Regions from separate parts of the Homo sapiens genome. Here regions 1 and 3 are each linked to region 2. A link is a contact called in ENCODE Hi-C or POLR2A ChIA-PET data. All regions are on one chromosome and are shown on one strand. The core of a region is the stretch at or near the end of the contact, and the rest is flanking DNA. Distances in the headings are between cores, read along the strand shown.

Region 1 (3,669 bases), core at 1,145-3,644, 2.6 Mb after region 2:
CCATTGCACTCCAGCCTGGGCGACAGAGCAGAGCAAGACTCCATCTCAAAAAAAAAAGAAAAAAAAAAAAAAACTTATATACTCATAGGATACAATGCCAATGTCAATATTTACTTAGCTACAATATGAGACCTGAGTATTAAACTGCTTCTTTTGAAAATTAGGTTCATTTTATAAATGCCAGTTTCCTGCTGTATATTCGCCTTAAAATTGCAACGTAGAAGTTGAAATGCAGACTTCTGAAAATAAAAGTTGCTTTTTATAGGGATCATTAACCAAGCAGAATAAAGTATACAAGTAGAAAGAAAAACTAGCTTGCAAATTCAAAATGCCACATTACTACCAATAGGTCATCAATAAAGACACAATTTAACTGAAGGAAACTGTCAAGATACAATTTAACTGAAGGAAAATTATGAGGTATACCATGCATCTTATAATAAGGTTTGAGTCAGCAAGCATAAATGTGGATGCAACCACTCATGGGCATTGTAACAGTGACCTATACATGAAAACTCATTATTTTTACTCATTTGTCCAAAAGCACTCTGAACCTTCTACTAAATGGTGACATTGTTTTGCATCCTGACAGTTATTTCACTAGAAAATAATATTTACAGAAAGAATTTGAATTTAGAAAAAAAGCCACGAGTTACACTTTCAAATGTAAGAAAATATGCATAGTCTCTCTAAGTAACCCTCCCTAAAAGATACAAGAAAACTGTATGAAACAATAAAAAGGATCATCCTTTCAGTTTTAACTTCAAGTGGCAATAATTCAACGTTTTTTAAAAATTCAATAGTATTTAAGATACTGCTTTTAGAAAGCAGGAGATTGTAACGGCTAGAGTTACTACAGGTTAAGAGTTAACATTGTGGCTGTAATGTAACATCATTCCTGGACCAAAGGTACATACCGAAGTAAGTTCAGAGGAAGCAACCCATATCACATCAACAAGCAGAAGAATAACAATCCCAAGAGCCATTCGCCTGCGCTGAGTGAAACCACTGTTCTGGGAATTCATTCGGTTCATGACAAATACACACACCATTTGCAGTCTGTTTTTTAGAAAATACAGATCACATTAGAGATGATTTTAGAAAAACAACCATTAAAAATGAGAACATTAGTATAACAGAAACATTTGACTTTTGTTAGCTAATGTTCAGTGTGAAAGTTACATAGAGGATAAACGTGGAATCTACCTTGTCTTAAGAGCCCTTCTGAGATCCTCAAGAGCAATGCCGGAAAACTTGGCAGATCTCAGTCTAAAAGGAGGTGAAGAACTCAGCACCCCTAAAAACAACCATGAAATTATGCTATGAAAACGTGAATAACTCAAGGTAAGATTCATCACATCGTTTTTTACTCTTCATCTTCAAACTCAAAGCAAATCAATGAAAAGGACCAAAATGTGTTAAACATACTTGCCACCTTTCTCAGTACTTTCATGGTATCCACTGCACGCTTCAGATTATACTTAGAGAGATACGCGATACGGGGCGGGCAGGGAGGGGGAGTAATATACAACATACGGCACATTTAAGAACAGTTAACTACCAGAAAATAGCTTCTCTGAGTTTCACAAATACGGAACTCCATTCACCTCTCCATCCAGAGGAATCCATCCCTGGGGACAGCGTCTAGACACTGTTTCTAAAAGTGTCTTTTCTGTCCCTGATCTGCTGGAGTGGAATTTGGTTATCGGAGAGTAAGTGATTTGCTGTGGGTCTTGAAGGCACCTTTCCAATCTCTTCAAGTGGTAAAAGAAAAGGATTCTCCATGCTCCTCCACCCACCTCTATCAAAACATCCAGTCATTTTAAAAGAAACAGCTGGGAAAAGAAATCATCCTTCTGTTTTGGAGCGGGGAAGACAGTTAAGGCAGCGACGCCTCCCCGGGGAGCCGAGGCGAGGGCGCACGCACGGCTTCCTCAATTGCCAGCGGTGGGCGCAGGGCTCCGGCGCCCCTGTCAGCTCCCGCTCCCTCCGCCCCTAGAGACCTTCACGGTTTCGGTCAAGGCGCTCCTGCTGCCACCGAGGGCAGGAGGTGGTGCTGCTGGTGGGCACTCCGTCCCGGTTTGGGCTCCGGTGATGTCGGGGCCCTTCCCTGCCTGCCTACCTGGCCTTCCTGCCCCGCGATGGCGTCGTGGCGGCACCATGAGCGGACCGGTCAGGCCCCGCAGCCGCCCAGCGCCACGGCCGCGGCCTCGGACTCACAGAGCTGTCACCGCGCCTGACATCGCGCCGCACTGGAGGCCCAGCTCCTGAAGACGCGGTGCCCCTCAGGGAGAGGCTCCCGACACCACCCAACTCCACTCGGCCCAGGAGGGCGTGGAGCGGGTGAGGGGAAGGGACGGCACAGTCAGCTATGGCCGCGGAGGCCCGGAGATCTGCTCTGGCCCCGGCCCCGCCCCCGGCTTGCCCTCCGCGCGGCCCCGCCCCCAGTCCCCAGCCCGGAAGCGGTGGCGCGCGGGTGACGTCATAGGGGCGCGACGGCGGACTGCGCGCGGTCGCGTATGCAGCGAGGCTTGGCGGAGCTAGGGGAAGTAATGCGAGGCTCTGGTCGCCGAGCGAGGGCTCGCGGCGGCGAGGCGAAAGAAGAGAGAAGATAGGAAGAAGGGAAGTAGGGCGAGGTGGAGGAAGAAGAGGAAAGCGAGCGTGGGTGTCTGGGGCAGAGCAAAGGACGAGGGAGTGGCTAAACCTCCGCCCGCCTTAGAACGAAAGCTGGCCGTTCCGTTTCACAAACTGCGAACCTGAAACTTCGGATATCCCTTTCTCGATGACAGCCGAAACGCAAAGTGGCTTAGAGTACTTTTGATTCTTGAAACCTTTTGTATATAAACAAGATCTCAGCTCTAGGAGTTACAACCTACATCCTAGGCCAAGCTACTTCAACTTCTCTGGTCCTCGGTTTCCTTGTCTACGATAATGATAGTACCTGCCACATTGGTTTTTTGTGTGTATGCTAGGATTGCATGAGTTTACATATGTGAAGGACGTAGATCAATTCATGGCACATAATAAGAACCTCACAGACGTCAGCAATTTTTTGTTCGTTCGTTTGTTTTGAGACAGGGTCTTTCTCTGCCACCCAGGCTGCAGTGCAGTGGCACAATCACAGCTCACTGCAACCTCTGCTTCCCGGGCTCAAGCGATTCTCCAGCCTCAGCTTCCAGTGTAGCCGGGACTACAGGCGCAAGCCACCAATGCCCGGCTAATTTTTATATTTTTTAGTAGAGACAGGGTTTCGCCATGTTGGCCAGGCTGGTCTCGTACTCCTAGTCTTAAGTGATCCGCCCGCCTCGACCTCCCGAAGTGCTGGAATTACAGGCATGAGCCCTGCCAAATGTTGGCAGTTATTAAACTGTATAGATTTGTTCCTTAAATATTTTGACTATTCCATGAGAAAGGTTTGTCCAGCATCTTGATTTCTATCTACAAAACAAAAACAAGACTAAAGGGTTCAGTAATTTAACATCTTGGTCAGATGGCGTGAAGAAATTAAATTTTCTTACTCCTATAGTCGCGATGTAGTGTACCTCTTACCTTTTAAGTCTCGTTTCAGTGAAGTTGAATGCATATTCTAGCAACTAATAAAACAATACCAATGAACATTTTTTAATTGATCGAATCAGTTTCAAACTATCAGCATCAAACACCTCTAAT
Region 2 (3,619 bases), core at 523-3,022:
GACCCCGCGGGGAGCGCGGAGCATTGCGGCGTGCGGCGGGCTTCGGGCTCTCAGCCCGCGCAGCAAGTTGTGTTGCTTTTCCCCGGGTGCGACGCGGGACGGCCGCGAAGAGCAAAGTTCGTCCGCGGTAGGAACTTCGAGGCCCGGTTAGGACCGATCTCCGGCCTCCGAGTCTACTTAGCCGTGTCCACGCTCGTGCCTTTTCCCTCTTGCAGCGAAATAACTGGGCGGGGCCCGACGCGCGTCCTCCAGCGACTCCGGGAACCCAAGGCCTCCTTCACCTCGCTCAAAATTCACCCGAAAATGCGCTGAGACTTTGGCATGGGGCTGCGCTGTGTCCCACTGACGTTACAGAAGCGCTTATGAATTTAAAAACTGCTCCAGGCGGCCGGACGGCGGGACAACGCCTCCTCACTTGCTCCTCTACGGCAAGGCCCCTTCCTTCTCCCTGCCGGCTGCGGTGGTGTGTAGGGTGGTCCCTTTACAGAGTTTCCTTAATCCATCTAGCCTGACCTCACCTGCGGGATGTTCCATTTCCCGATCCACCTCCCACACCCCCGCTGCAGTTGTCTAGAAGCTGGGGCTGGGGAACTGAGGCGCGGGAGGAGCAGACAGGAGGGCCGGGGTTGGGGCGCCAGCCACGCGTTGGGAGAGCAGACCCGGGTGCAGACTCAGAGGACTGGAGAGGCGGCATGGAGTTTGGTCTCCTGGGAGGTAGAGTGAGGTGCTGCGGACTCCAGGGAGGAAAGGGATGGGTGGGGAGGCGGGAGGGGAGGAGGGACGGGGTATTTTGCGCTCCCGCACCGCGGCCCGAACTCAGCTGTTCTGCCTTCACTGGCCTCAGCCAGTCGAGGGAGCTCCTACGAGGTTATCTGCGAGCCCAGCAAATCTTGGGGGTCCTAGCCAAATGCAGTGCGCAACGTTCTCTCTCACTTGGAGGCCGCCATTCACCTCGTTTTTTTTTTTCCTAAAAGGATTTTTTTTTCTGAGTGCTTTTTTCATTTCCCTATTTTACCTGCTTTGCACATGCCTCCCGCCCTCACCCGGGAGGCGGCGAAGACGCCCACTGGGACCGCGCCTGGCCGTTTTCTGGGCGCGTCCTGCCCCCACGGCCTCTGTCTCTTAGGGCGACTGGGCGCGGAAGAAAAGCTGGAGAGCCCCTGCGGGGTGGCAGGAGGAGGGTGCCTGAGTCCCGCGAGAGGCCCGGGCGAGGAAGATGCGCAGCCTGCTGATCCGCGTCCCGCCCGGCGCCAGGGACCCTCAGAGGGAGGAGAGCTCAAAGACCTCGCCCCGCGCCTTCGCGAGGACCAACCCAGTCCCCGCGCCTGCCCCAGAGCGGCTTAGAAACTCAGGGCACAGTGAGAGCGCAGGGCGCCTCCCGAGGCTTCACACCGCCGGCCGGGCCAGCGGAGGCTGTGACCGGAGCGCCCCCTCTGTGCCGCGCACGCCGCGGCCGCCGCCGGGTTGGGGTAGGTGAGCGGGAGGCTAGGGTACACTTCGGGGTGGGGGATGGGCGCGCACATGGCCGCCAGCAGGCAGAGTTACTCCGGTAAACACGCCAGGGACGGCGGCGCGCGCGGGAGGCAACCCAGCGGGGCAACCCCCGCCTTTACCTGTCCGAGCCTGCACGCGCCGGCGGCCGCGGCGCCGAGGGGGGCGGAGCTTGCCAGCCCGCGCGCCGGGGCGGGACCTAGCGGGGGCGGGGTCCGCAGTGATTGGGCGTAGGAGCGGGGCCGCCAGCCAGAGCTGGGCTGCAGGGCCGCGCAGGTTTCACTTCGCTCCGCGCAGCCGCCTGGTCTGCAGTTTGTTGGAGCTCTGCGTCCAGCGCCGCTGCCGCTGCCGCCGCCGCCGCCGCCGCCGCCGCCGCCGCCGCCGCCGCCACTACCACCACTTGATTCTTGCAGCCACCCTGCGAACCCTGCCACACTGCGATCGCATCATCGCGGTATTCGGTTCGCTGCGTTCCCGCCGCCACCGCCTCGGCGCCCTTTCTTGGCCCTTGTTCCCCCAAATGTCTGACTCTGACTCTCGGACTGAGAAACGCAAGGTAAATACCTCCAAATCCCGGGGCGCGGGCCTGGCACCGAAGGAAGACTAGCGCTGGAGCCCGAACGGCACCACCTACTGCCCGCTTCCCGTGCACGTGCGAGCGGAGACGCTTGCATCGGCGCCGCTTGTCGCCGGCGGGAGGTGGGGATCCGTGTGGATCGGGTTCCCTCTCGGGCAGGTTCTCTTTAAAGAAAAGTCGTTCACGCGGAACCTGCAGGCTCTTGGCCGAAGTGCGGCTTGGGACGGGATGCTGCGCGCGGGCCTGGTGAAGGGTCGTAGGTCCGGGCAGGAGGAGAGGCAGCGCGTGCCTTTCGGCGCCGGCCCGGGAGCTGAGGACCTGCTCGTAGTATCGGGCTGTGCGCCCAGCTGGAAAGTCTCGCCGCCGGCTCCGGCGCCCTCAGAGTAGCGGCCGCGCAGTGTGAGGGTGTTTCGTGTCTTGGTTTTTTGGGGCGCGTGGGCCTGTTGCGGAGGATTTGCGGAACTGCGGTGGTGATTTAACTGACGAGACACGGCTTTTCCTTTTACTCATTCAGGCCAAGGTTTCGGGGCCACTGCTGCGTTCGCTTTCTCAAGCGTACCTGGGGCCCCTGCTTGCTCTGCAGGAGTCCTGCGGCCTGTGCCATCCGCACGATTCCCTGGCAGCGAGAAATCTAGGTCCTCCCCTGACCACCTGGACCGCGCAGGGGACTAGTCGCGGCCGGCAGAACCTGCTCGGTCCCTGGGCCGGGCTATCTTAGCGGCTCACGCATGCCCGAGCACACCCGACCCGGTTCGCGGTGCAGGCTGGCGGCGCCGTGCCCTCTGGGACCTGTTGCCCCAGGGTTGGCGCTGCTGGTGGAGGGCCCGACGGACGCCAGGGCGGAGGGTGTGAATTTACTCGATGGTCGCGGACGTGCGCGTCCGCGGCCAGGGGTGGCTCTTCGGCTTTGACTCGTGTCTGCGGCGCACCAGGAGAGAGAGGAAGTTGTTGGAGGAGAATAGTTGCCACAGCCAGGGCGGTGACGGCCGTTAGGGTCTGCCCCCGACGGGCCAAAACAAGGACAAGTGGCGAGGACTGGGCCTGGGGATGGCCCTGCGGGTCCGGGCGCGGCGCAAGTCCTGCTTTGTCTCCAGGTGACTGGCTGTCCAGGACGGCGGGAGCTGCTAAGGCTTGTGTCCGGAAGGAGCACAGGGATGGGCAGGGTGGCCGGGCCAGCCGGCCCTCAAATCCTCCGACGAAGCGGCAGCCGCCACGACCACGGCCAGAGCAGCGCTCGGAGGCGAGTTTGTCAACAATCGCCTCGCCTTTGGCGGCCTGACCCGTAGGCGCCGCCCCCACCGCGGCTGCCGATTGGCTGCGGCGCGGAGCGACCGCGCGCGGACCAATTGGGAACGCGGGCACCCGGCGCCAGCGGCGCGGGGAGGTCGGCGGTGCCGGCGGCGGCGGGCGCAGAGCGCGAGGGGAGGAGCGGGAGGAGGCGGAGGATGTTCCCGGCGGCTGCGGCCGGGGCAGCGCGGGCCAGAGGCGCGGCGTGCGGAGCCCTCGGCTGCCCGGCGGAGCGCGGCGGCGGGCTGGCGGGAAGGCGCGGGC
Region 3 (3,725 bases), core at 442-2,941, 2.8 Mb after region 2:
GGAAGAAGCCAAGCTTGTTCCTGCCTCAGGTCCTTGACACTTGCTGTTCACTCTCCTGGGAGACTCTTCCCCCCATCTTAGCTTTTAAATACCAGCTGGTCAGACTCCTTACCTGCCTTCCACCTTCCTCTCATTCTCCCACTCCTCGCCTTCATTTCTCAGAGTCCTCCGCTCTCTTCTTTCTATTGCTCTTAACACAATTTGTCTGTTTTCCGCTAATCTGTAAACTCTACAAGAGCACTTAACTATTTTGCATCCCACCGAATATTCGGAGTCAGCACAGACCCCGTCATAATAGAGTAGGTAAGCAATGCTTACCTGTCAAATGAATGAATGAAACACCCGATTCATCCCCCAAGCCAGCTTAATACATTAGATGATCTTATGGACTGAATAAGACATCCCTCCTTTTAAAGAATATTTTTGTTTTAGCTTCACATCAGCAAACCCCGAACGGTTCATCCTAAGATAAGCCTGGTAGAGAGGAAAGATACTAACCTTCTAGGGTCCTAAAGTGGAACTAGGAACTTATTAGATATGCACATTCTCAGGCATTATTTCCGATAGCCCAGTCAGAGAATTCTGGGGGTATGGCCCAGCAATCTGTTTTAACAAACCTTTCAGGTAATTCTGATACACACTAAAGTTTGAAAGGTTTCTTTAAGGCTTTCCAGTTTTCTTTTCTTTTTTGGAGGGATGGGGGGGGGTCTCCCCATGTTGCCCAGGCTGGTCTCGAACTCCTAGCCTCAAGCTATCCTATCCTCCCACCTCGGCCTTCCAAAGCATTGAAATTACAGGCATGACCCACTGCGGCTCGCCTCCGTTTCTAACTTAAAAAAATTTTCTTTGGAGGGGAGCCTTAATCCTTTCTATTATCCTGCTAGTAGAATCTTACTACTCCTGAGGGTAATCTTTGTCATAATCCAAAAGCCTTGAATAAAGGCCTATTTGTATAGTTATGCAGAATATATTCCTGGGAGGTTTGCCTTCCTAGGAGCACAGGTCGGCCCTGGGAGGTGGGGGTTGGGGGGCAGGGCTGCATTCTAAAGTCCTGTAACAACGCACAAGTACAACTGAATAGAACTCGGAACAAAGGCATCAGGGCCACGGTGCAAGTCTTTGTTCATCCGTTCCCCGACTGCTCACCCTGTCTGATACCGCTCTTTTCCACCCAGAAAAGCAGCCACTCAAGTTTTAAGAATGGATGTATGCCGCGGACGTTTTCGATTAGGCCGTTTTCTCTCAGGCACTGGAGGATATTCGTGGCTGCAGGAGGCGCTTCCACCCTTTCCTCAACCTAGCAAAGAAGTAACTGAAACTAACCCAAGGGTTACAACCGAAAAGCCCCTTCCAGCTTCAGAAGCAGAACTGGAAGCTCGGATAGACTTCTCCGCCTCTACACTCCTGGAAAACCCGCAGTGGATTTCACCAACTTCAGGATCGGAGCCCAGGCAGGCGAACGTACCTTATTGCGCATGCTCGCTAGCCCCTCCCGCTCGGAGCGGAAGGGGGAGCGCTGGGGGCCTGGGCCTGGCCTGGCCGGGGCGTCGGCACCGGCGGCCATCTTGGCTTCCCGGGGAAAGGCGGCGTGAGGGGAAGAAGTTGTAGGGTGGGGGCAGGAGTGAGGAGGAGGGAAGAGAGAGGGGGAGGAGGCCGCGGCGGGGCAGGGCGGGGACTGCCTGCCTGCCTGGGTTGCGGAAGTGATAGCCGCCGACCGAGCCTGCTGCTTTCTTGCTACTGCTTCGGCTTCCCGGCTACCCCCCGGACGGTGAAGGCGGCCCAGCTGTGGATGGTCAGATAGCCCTTGTCTCCCGCCGCCAATCTCTGGCCCCTAGCAGCACGGAGCAGACGGCGGCAGCAGCAGCAGCAGGCGAGGAGGAAGATGGCGGGACGGCTGCCGGCCTGTGTGGTGGACTGTGGCACGGGGTAAGGGGGCTTACGGGCGGGGGTGGGGAAACTGAGGCGGAGGAAGGAAGATGGCGGGGGAGGGAGGAGGCCGGGAAATGAATGGTGCGGCGAGGTGCCGCCGCCGGCTGTCAGTCCTAGACCCGCCGGCCAGCGAGGGGTGGGGCCCGCAGCCAGGGCCTCGCGGGTCCCCTCGTTTCTCCCTCCTGGGACTGGGGCGGGGGCGCGGGCCCGAGATTCAACCCCCAACCCTCCCAGCGGCTTTCTCCGCGCGACCCCTCCCGGCCCTTCCCCCACTACGGTGGGCAGCGCCGCCCAAAGGGCGCTGGGGACGGTCGTCTTGGGGGTGGTCCCCGGGCCCGACCCATCCGGCTTTCCTTTCCCTCCGCGCCCGTTTTTGCCAGTCGGTTTGGGGACCCAGGGGCCGAGCTCGGGGACTGGCCTGGCAGGGGAGCTAGAAAAGAGAAGCGCTCCTGGTAGGTTTGACAAGATCGCTGTGACAACATTCTGCCCAGGGTGTGGGTGGGGAAAGGGAAGAATCGGACTCTGAAAATGGGAACCTACAGTGGGGCTTTCATTTGACCACCCACCTTCTCCTTTCGACTCCTGGTCATTTCCATCTCCCTCTGCGTTTTAACCGGTGAACCAAGTCACATTTTAATTCGAGGGAGAAAGATGTCATGTGTTACTTCTGTAGCCTCAAAAAAGTCCCCCAGTGAGCAAGCGCGCTGCAACTTCCTTAGTTTTGTCAAAGCCGCTTCCTGCTTTCAGTCTTTTATACCCTTATAAGGTAGTTTTTAGTTTCCAACCTGAGCACATCTTACTAGAACTTTTAAGCAGGTTTTAAAGAGACTGAATTACCGGTGCTTGGTGTCCATTTATATGACTTAAAAAAATGTACTTATGTTTCATGGAGTGGGGGAAAGGAAGCACCCTGGAAAATAAACTAATTTAAGTTGTATTCGTTCATTCTGTGATGGTATCTTGAAGGAAGCAGGAAGGTATAGAGGTATATAGGAGGGTGTTTAAGTTGCAAATAGTTACTCGTAGATATGTAGGGTAGTTTGCGAAAATGTAGAGTGGCTTTAAAGTGTGGTCGTTCATTTTGTATTAATAGACGTTTTAGAGAGTTGTACCACACTCATAACTGCATAGAGAATAGACTACCCTTATTTTTATGTAGAATCACTGCTTCAGGATGACATATAGGAAAGTGGTTTTTTTTTCTGTGCTGATGACATCTCTCCAATTCCCAGAACACTCCCAGTTTTTTTTTTTTGAGGGGGAAGTCAGTAAGAGGTGGACTGTCAGGCTTTTTTTTTTATTATTAATTATAATTATTGATTTCATTATTGTTACTTAAAAGATTGTGTGTCCTTCACTCTTTATGTGAAATTTCTTTAATCTTCATTCTCATAACTAGCTAGTGTGGCAGTTTCTAAAATCCCAGTTAGGTAGAGAGAAACCACCAACTTCTTAATATTCTCCTAGGAAAACACTAGCCTTGGAACTTCTATGTATTTTTTTGATGAACACTTTATTTAAAAGTTTTTCCTTAATTCAGTCTCATTTCTCTGAACCAATAATTTTTTTTATTTCTCCCTTCTTAGTCTAATTGGTGAGTATTTTTATGTCTAGGTTCAGTTTTAAAATTAGATTTGGCCTGAGTCAGTAGGATAGGACTTTTCAAATGTGTTTTGTTAAAGTGACGAATATTGCTACATAATTAATGCTTTAGAAATTACTGCGTTTTCAAAAAAATAGTGTAAATAATTGTGGCCCTGAGAAATAATATGGTAACATCTCAAGTAGTATGTTAC

The links. A loop is a pair of places that touch in the nucleus more often than their neighbours do. ChIA-PET counts read pairs that join two places held with the same protein, here RNA polymerase II (POLR2A). Pooled maps may share reads with other maps.
Region 1: a loop to region 2 is called in a map of naive thymus-derived CD4-positive, alpha-beta T cell, with 12 times the contacts of the local background. The contact joins the promoter of SLC35F5 here to the promoter of BCL2L11 in region 2. A Hi-C loop is called at or near these places in 1 of 168 maps with a recorded cell type or tissue (naive thymus-derived CD4-positive, alpha-beta T cell) and 7 of 50 pooled maps. POLR2A ChIA-PET finds 5 or more read pairs at or near these places in 1 of 52 experiments (CD4-positive, alpha-beta memory T cell).
Region 3: a map of CD8-positive, alpha-beta T cell shows a loop between it and region 2 (22-fold over the local background). The contact joins the promoter of ACTR3 here to the promoter of BCL2L11 in region 2. A Hi-C loop is called at or near these places in 2 of 168 maps with a recorded cell type or tissue (CD8-positive, alpha-beta T cell and naive thymus-derived CD4-positive, alpha-beta T cell) and 8 of 50 pooled maps.

What each region holds. Positions count from the first base shown.
Region 1 is chr2:113,754,248-113,757,916 of GRCh38, forward strand. SLC35F5 (solute carrier family 35 member F5) reads right to left here and starts at 2,395. Exons shown (of 16, transcript NM_025181.5): 1 at 2,123-2,395; 2 at 1,207-1,297; 3 at 918-1,059. The coding sequence starts at 2,162. RefSeq lists a silencer at 2,321-2,550 and enhancers at 2,761-2,940, 3,121-3,170.
Region 2 is chr2:111,119,142-111,122,760 of GRCh38, forward strand. BCL2L11 (BCL2 like 11) reads left to right here and starts at 1,773. Exons shown (of 4, transcript NM_138621.5): 1 at 1,773-2,047. RefSeq lists enhancers at 978-1,057, 2,208-2,327 and silencers at 1,338-1,877, 2,211-2,505, 3,298-3,619.
Region 3 is chr2:113,888,398-113,892,122 of GRCh38, forward strand. It overlaps ACTR3 (actin related protein 3), which reads left to right and starts at 1,692. Exons shown (of 12, transcript NM_005721.5): 1 at 1,692-1,926. The coding sequence starts at 1,883. ACTR3-AS1 (ACTR3 antisense RNA 1) reads right to left here and starts at 2,595. Exons shown (of 5, transcript NR_110174.1): 1 at 2,496-2,595. It overlaps LOC124906071 (a long non-coding RNA gene), which reads right to left and starts at 1,370. Exons shown (of 3, transcript XR_007087205.1): 1 at 1-1,370. RefSeq lists enhancers at 1,063-1,372, 1,493-1,582, 1,615-2,270, 2,353-2,402, 2,453-2,632 and silencers at 1,663-1,722, 1,963-2,222.